2 separate regions of the Homo sapiens genome follow, and region 1 is linked to region 2. Evidence: read pairs that join two places in POLR2A ChIA-PET (ENCODE). Cell type or tissue: OCI-LY7. All regions are shown on one strand. Each heading gives the region's core, and the rest is flanking DNA. Links, peaks and the distances in the headings are about the cores only. Region 1 overlaps LOC124903148 (a long non-coding RNA gene). Region 2 overlaps B3GLCT (beta 3-glucosyltransferase).

Region 1 (2,921 bases), core at 127-2,626, 51 kb before region 2:
CTGGAGGAACAGTCTCGGAGTGCAATGTTGTCATTGTTGGATTCATGGGAAGCTCTGCCTCTCTCCACTTGGGCTGGTGAAGTTTGCAGTGGCCACTAAAGACCTCTCAGGCCAGCCCAAGCCTGCTGTGCCTGTTTCTGTGTTCTCTTTGGCAATTGCATTCTCTCTTTTGGACCCAGCTTCTTCCTACATGCTGTGGTCATCAGAGAGGTGTTTTTTAAACTGCAATATTTTCCTGGTTGGATTCATGGGAAGCTCTGCCTCTCTCCACTTGGGCTGGTGAAGTTTGCAGTGGCCACTAATGACCTCTCAGGCCAGCCCAAGCCTGCTGCACCTGTTTCTGTGTTCTCTTTGGCAATTGCATTCTCTCTTTCGGACCCAGCTTCTTCCTACATGCTGTGGTCATCAGAGAGGTGTTTTTTAAACTAATCTCAACAGCTAAATACAAACTCAGAAAGACTCTGTTGGACAAAAAAAAAAAAAAGGGCAGGAAGTGGGGGATGAGGTTTACATTTTAACATAAAAAGCTCCTGCTTGAAATTAGAGGCGAACTTTCCCCTTTTAGTCTAAAATATGTATACCTATCCATTCCTCATACAACGAGTGACAATGAGCGTCTCTCCAGCCTCCCATCCCATACATACTCTTGCCGTAGTCACCAATGACAAATATATTTGGTCAATTTTGTGCCTGTGATTAAAGCAAACCTCTATAGAGCAGGCCCTCAGGCCAACCCCGAGACTCCCCTGACCACCTCTAGTCATTTTGTTTCCTAACCTGCCCCTCCCAGTGTCCTGAGGCCCAACCTGTTGCCAACCATGACCTGGCCGAGTTTCTTGCTGGCCCCCATTTTGTCCTTTTCAGAAGGCCAGCAGAACCCAGCTAACAGAGCTAGTGCTTACAGGGAGAAGGGCCTCAAAGGTGGGGTAGACAGGATGTTGAACTCCAAAGTCGGTTAAAGTTAAGAGGGAAAAGTACCACTGCAATCTACAGAGGCAGGTTCAGAATTTGGAAATTCAGGTTTCCTGGAGAATCCCTCGGGCGGAAGTTCACACCTCTGGCAAAGGCCTCATGACACTATGGAAAGCTCACAGGTTTCGGTTCTTATTCTGCGGTGATCTGTCAGGTGAGTTTGGAGTGGCCACTGACATTCTAACCTCAGTATTTTATCTAGATTTCCAGGAAGTTGCGAGAAAGCTGCAGAGGGTAAACCCTGAGAACTTTGTGGCTCTAATGATTAGAAGTAGGGGCAAAAGAGACCAAGAGGGGGCACTGAGGTGTCAGCCTCAGGCAGTGTTAGCTCTGCACTCTGCTGTATAATACCTGCCAGTTCTGCATGGCCCTTCAAAGCTCCTGACACTGATGTTTCTGTTTCTGTGTCTCCTGACTTCTGTAGCTCATTAGGTCACTTGCTCCGAAGACATTCAGGACCCCCAAAAAGACAGCCCAGTGAAGGGCACTTCTTATCTGTTTTCATTACCATCGTATTTCCTAGCATGTTGAACAGCATTGAATAGAGATCTTCTCAGCTATGAAAAGGACACTGATGTCTAACACCGCAGCAGCCTCATTTTGTCATGTTTTCCTTTCTTTTGATTACTTTAAATTATTTTTAATTTTTTTATAAAAAATGCCTATCTTATAAGTTGTGTGACATTTCCCCACTTAAAAGCTTAGATGAAGCCCCATTGTCAACAAGTTAAATCCTTGGCATGAATTTTTTTGATTTTTTGTGATCTGGTCCAAGCTTTCTAATGTCACCTCCTGTCTCTTCCTCCCTCTCTGTGATGCTAATAATTCAGAGCTTATCAGTGAGGTCTGATGCTCAACAAAACACTCTCATATCTCTGATTTTGCTTATATTGCTGTTTCTTCTGTCTTCTGGAGAACATCTCCTCTGCCTGTAAAACATTCTTCTGCCATAATTTCTTGTAAATCACTTTATTACCCCACCTGCTTCATTTCTCCTTCAAAGGCACCTGGCCTCCCCACACCTCACTGCATACTCCCCCAAATCAACTTCATTTATTGTGGTTGTATACAGCCTTTTATTATTTAACTTTTCATATGTGTCTTATCGTTTCAACTGTTGGAAGTTTTTTAGGGCAAGAGGGATGGTTCTTAGATTACTTTTAGACCTCTCATGTTACCTGACACAGTATTACCCATACAGCTCTATAGTAAATATTCAATTAAAATCTAGTAGGAATAGACACCAGATGCAGTGGCTCACCCCTGTAATCTCAGCACCTTAGGAAGAAGAGGCCAGGGGATCGCTTGAGGCAAGATTAGAGACCAGCCTGGACAACACAGTGAGGCCCCTTCTTTACAAAAAATTTAAAAAGTAGCTGGGTGTGGTGGCACACACCTGTAGTTCCAGCTACTTGGGAGGCTGAAGCAGAAGGATTGTTTGAGCCCAAGAGTCCAAGGCTGCGGTGAGCTAGGATCACACCACTGCACTCCAGCCTGGGAGACAGAGCGAGTTCCCTGTCTTTGTATACTTATATGAATAGAAGGCATACCAATCAACTCCTTTGAAAATATACCCACCTTAAGTTTTCTTTCTAAACCTGCCACATCTATCTCTAACCAGGCACTTTTCCATCTTTTAACTACCTTCAGTGTTCAAAGTCAGTTGACCAACATCAGCTGTGTTGTGCATGACTAACTCTTAGGAAGGAGGTAACTGAAGCCAGTTTTGCAGACATGAACCAACGGCCAGTAGAAGTGTTCTGGACATTGGTGCATGAGTCCGTCCCACTGAGGTGGACTGAAACGCCGTGAAAGGAAAAAAACCAAGTGGCCTAAAGATACACCTTTAGTGAGTGAGTACAACAGTTAGAACCTCTCTAGCCATTCTTATTTTAGGTAGACAAATTGTGTTTATTAAAGTTTAAAAATGGAGTTTTGGAGAAAACAGA
Region 2 (2,921 bases), core at 128-2,627:
ACATGAGAAGATGTGTTGACAGTAAATAGTAAAAATGCTTTTTTTCTTTTGTCAGCATCTAGTAAAATGAGAAAAAATGAGAAAGACTTTCATTTTTTTGATCCGCTCTCTGAAAAACTAACTTTATAGGAAGATGAAACGTGAGCATGAAATTTTAATATGTAATTATTTTATACTTTTGCCTACTCACACAGTCTTACATTAATTATTTGCATAAACTAAGTGAATATGAGCCGTTAATAACACTTGTTTATTAGCATGCTGATGAGTTCTTTCCAAATAAGGTTGCTCCCCAAAATGGAAAACTACCAGTCATATCATCGTGGGAAAGAACACTTGTCTGCTCTGGCCACCAACTATTAAACATTAAAAAGATGTTGAAAGGCTACAGGATTATTTTATTTCCTTCAATATACAATATACAAATGTTTAAAATAAGAAAAACTGAAATGGGAGTCTGGGACTTGCCCAAGAACACAGTGCAGATCAAGACGATGTAGGAAGGGAACATGCATGAGAAACATGCCTGCCCTTCCTGGCCTTCAGCCAATAAATAGGTCATGGCAGTCTCTCTGGGTAACACTGCCTGCGGCCTCTTCCGAGGACATTGCCCAACATCTTATTCTGGTGTAGTCATTTGCTCCCAAGGCTGCCAAAAAGGCTGATGATAGATAGCCTAAGCACAGCTTCCTACCTAAATGCACATATGTAAATAAGTATTTTCAAAAAGAAATGGTCAAAACATCACATGTTCTCACCTATAAGTAGGAGCTAAGTTATGAGGATGCAAAGGCATAAGAATGATACAATGAACTTTGGGAACTCGGAAGAGGGGTGGGGATGAGGGATAAAAGACTACACACTGGACACAGCGTACACTACTTGGGTGACAGGTGCACCAAAATATCAGAAATCACCACTAAAGAACTCATTCATATAACCAAACACCTCCTGCCCCTCAAAAGCCTGTTGAAATAATAAAAAAAAAATGGTCATTCAATTTATTTTCTCCAAGTACCAAAACTTTCATGGAGTAAGCAACAAAGTGAAAAACAGACACTTGGATTCAAATAGTACAAAGGTCTCATGCTCCAAACAACGCAAAATACCTACACAGAAACCACAGGAACCTACATGTCTGACTCGGCTCTGTCAAAACATCCTTACCTAAGATGGATGGTTTAAGGTAGTGGTTTTCAAAAACTTACTGGACTGTGACCCGCCATCAGAAAACAAGAAATTAATTTCACATTGCAACCATTTATATGTTTCATGTGTGAGTGTGCATGGGTATGTATAAAGCTGAAACAAAAATGTCACAAACAATACTTACCCTTATGACATGGAATGCACTCTGATATTTTCCATTTTATTCTATTCCACTCAATAGTTCATTAATTTAAAATGCTAGTCATGGTCCATGAATTGGTTTTACAAGCCACTGATTCTGACTTGCTGTTAAAAGGCATATTGGTTCTCAAGCTAGAGCATCAGAAAATTCTGCTGTAATACTAGAGAAACTATTCAACATTATGTCTTACAGCTTTTATCAAAGGTTGATGTAAGAGACAATCTCATGACGAATGTTCCTGCATCTTTGTAAAAGCGCTATTAAAGACAGAACATCACATTGGTCAATGTTAGCTATATAAAGATCAGTGCCTTGTGTTCATGGATTTGTTTATTCATTTATTCACTGTACCTTGAAAAACATGAGTCCCTATGCTAAGAAGCGAGGAAATAACGAGAAATGAAACACACAGGTGTTGCCTTCAAATAATGCATAATTTAAGTGGAAAATAGAAAAGTAAATAGGCAATTAAATGATAATGGTTTGCATAATATGCTATGAAAGTACATTAGAAATGCATTAAACCCAGATTTGAGAGGCTAGATTGGGCTAAAGGCATTCAAGAGTAAATGGTGATAGCTATGGTGAGTCCAAAAGAACAAGGAGGAACTAGACAGGCAGAAAGTTGGGGAAACAATGGTATGCAGAGACCAGCGAATGTCGTATCTTGGGAGGAGAGGAAAAAAATAGTGCTTCAGAGAAACTGAAACAAGTTCAGCAAGAGTTCTTTAAGATAAGGGTGTAGATGGATGAGGCTAGAAAGGTAAAACAGCATCTGCCAAGATCATGAGAGGTCTTATAAGCCTTGGAGTGCAGACTTGATCCTAAAGGCAATGGGAGAAGTTCTACTGCCAGTTAGGATATCAGAAGATGCAAAAGACTTTCATGCCATGGTAACACTCAAATAAAAATATTCAAATAACAGGAAAATCATATGTAATTATGAAATTGAAGAGAGGTGAATGACACGAAGCCTAGATGAATGAATTTCTAGAGAGAAAAATCCTTGCTAGGGGAGTAGCAAGACAGCCATGGCAGCTTTCAGCGGCAAACTGGGCCTGGTAAGTGGGTAGAAGACAAAACTTTTCTTGGGCTTTCGGGCCCAAAGCAGTGGCCTCAGCAACACCCAGGGAGGCTGGTAATCAGGCAAACTAGAGAAGATTAAATTGAGGACTCATCCCAGATCAACTTGACTCTTGTTAAAATCTAAATGATCATCTCTTTGTCTTAGATGTCAAAAGTAGAAAAAGGTTCACACTCTTGGAGAAAAGACAATGAGAAGCCACTGAGGGCCTCTGAGCAGAGGGGAGACAGGACCAGATCTGCTTTTAGAAAGGTCCCTTTGACTACAGTGTGGACAACAGCATGGAGTGGAGTTTAAGACCAAAAAGTAGGGGGAACAGGAGGCTGTGGCAGGAGCTCATATAGGATATGACAGTGACCTGGCTGAGATTACTGGAGGTAGAGAGAAGTATTGATGGAAGAGAGATTTAGGAAATAAAATGGACAGGACTGGGTGATTCAGTTGATTGCAGGGAGTGGGGAAAGAAGGAAAGAAAGGGTGAGAGCT

Evidence for each region. Peaks named below come from ENCODE experiments on the same cell type or tissue, not always from the same donor. Only the 100,000 strongest peaks of a DNase experiment are listed, where the experiment ranks them.
Region 1: POLR2A ChIA-PET joins it to region 2 with 10 read pairs; 3 of 35 experiments call an interaction of 5 or more read pairs at or near these places.

What each region holds. Positions count from the first base shown.
Region 1 is chr13:31,371,000-31,373,920 of GRCh38, reverse strand. LOC124903148 (a long non-coding RNA gene) reads left to right here. Exons shown (of 3, transcript XR_007063745.1): 1 at 1-1,126; 2 at 2,623-2,825. Among named protein-coding and RNA genes, the nearest start is that of B3GLCT, 170 kb to the right of the region's middle. In OCI-LY7, for the core only: a CTCF peak has its summit at 1,249 (motif pointing right); a DNase peak (open chromatin) is centred at 1,260.
Region 2 is chr13:31,319,907-31,322,827 of GRCh38, reverse strand. All of the region lies in intron 13 of B3GLCT (beta 3-glucosyltransferase), which reads right to left. Among named protein-coding and RNA genes, the nearest start is that of B3GLCT, 120 kb to the right of the region's middle. In OCI-LY7, for the core only: no CTCF peak of the experiment used is centred there; DNase peaks (open chromatin) are centred at 637, 1,157, 1,707 and 2,027; H3K4me3 peaks cover 2,465 bases; H3K27ac peaks cover 2,500 bases.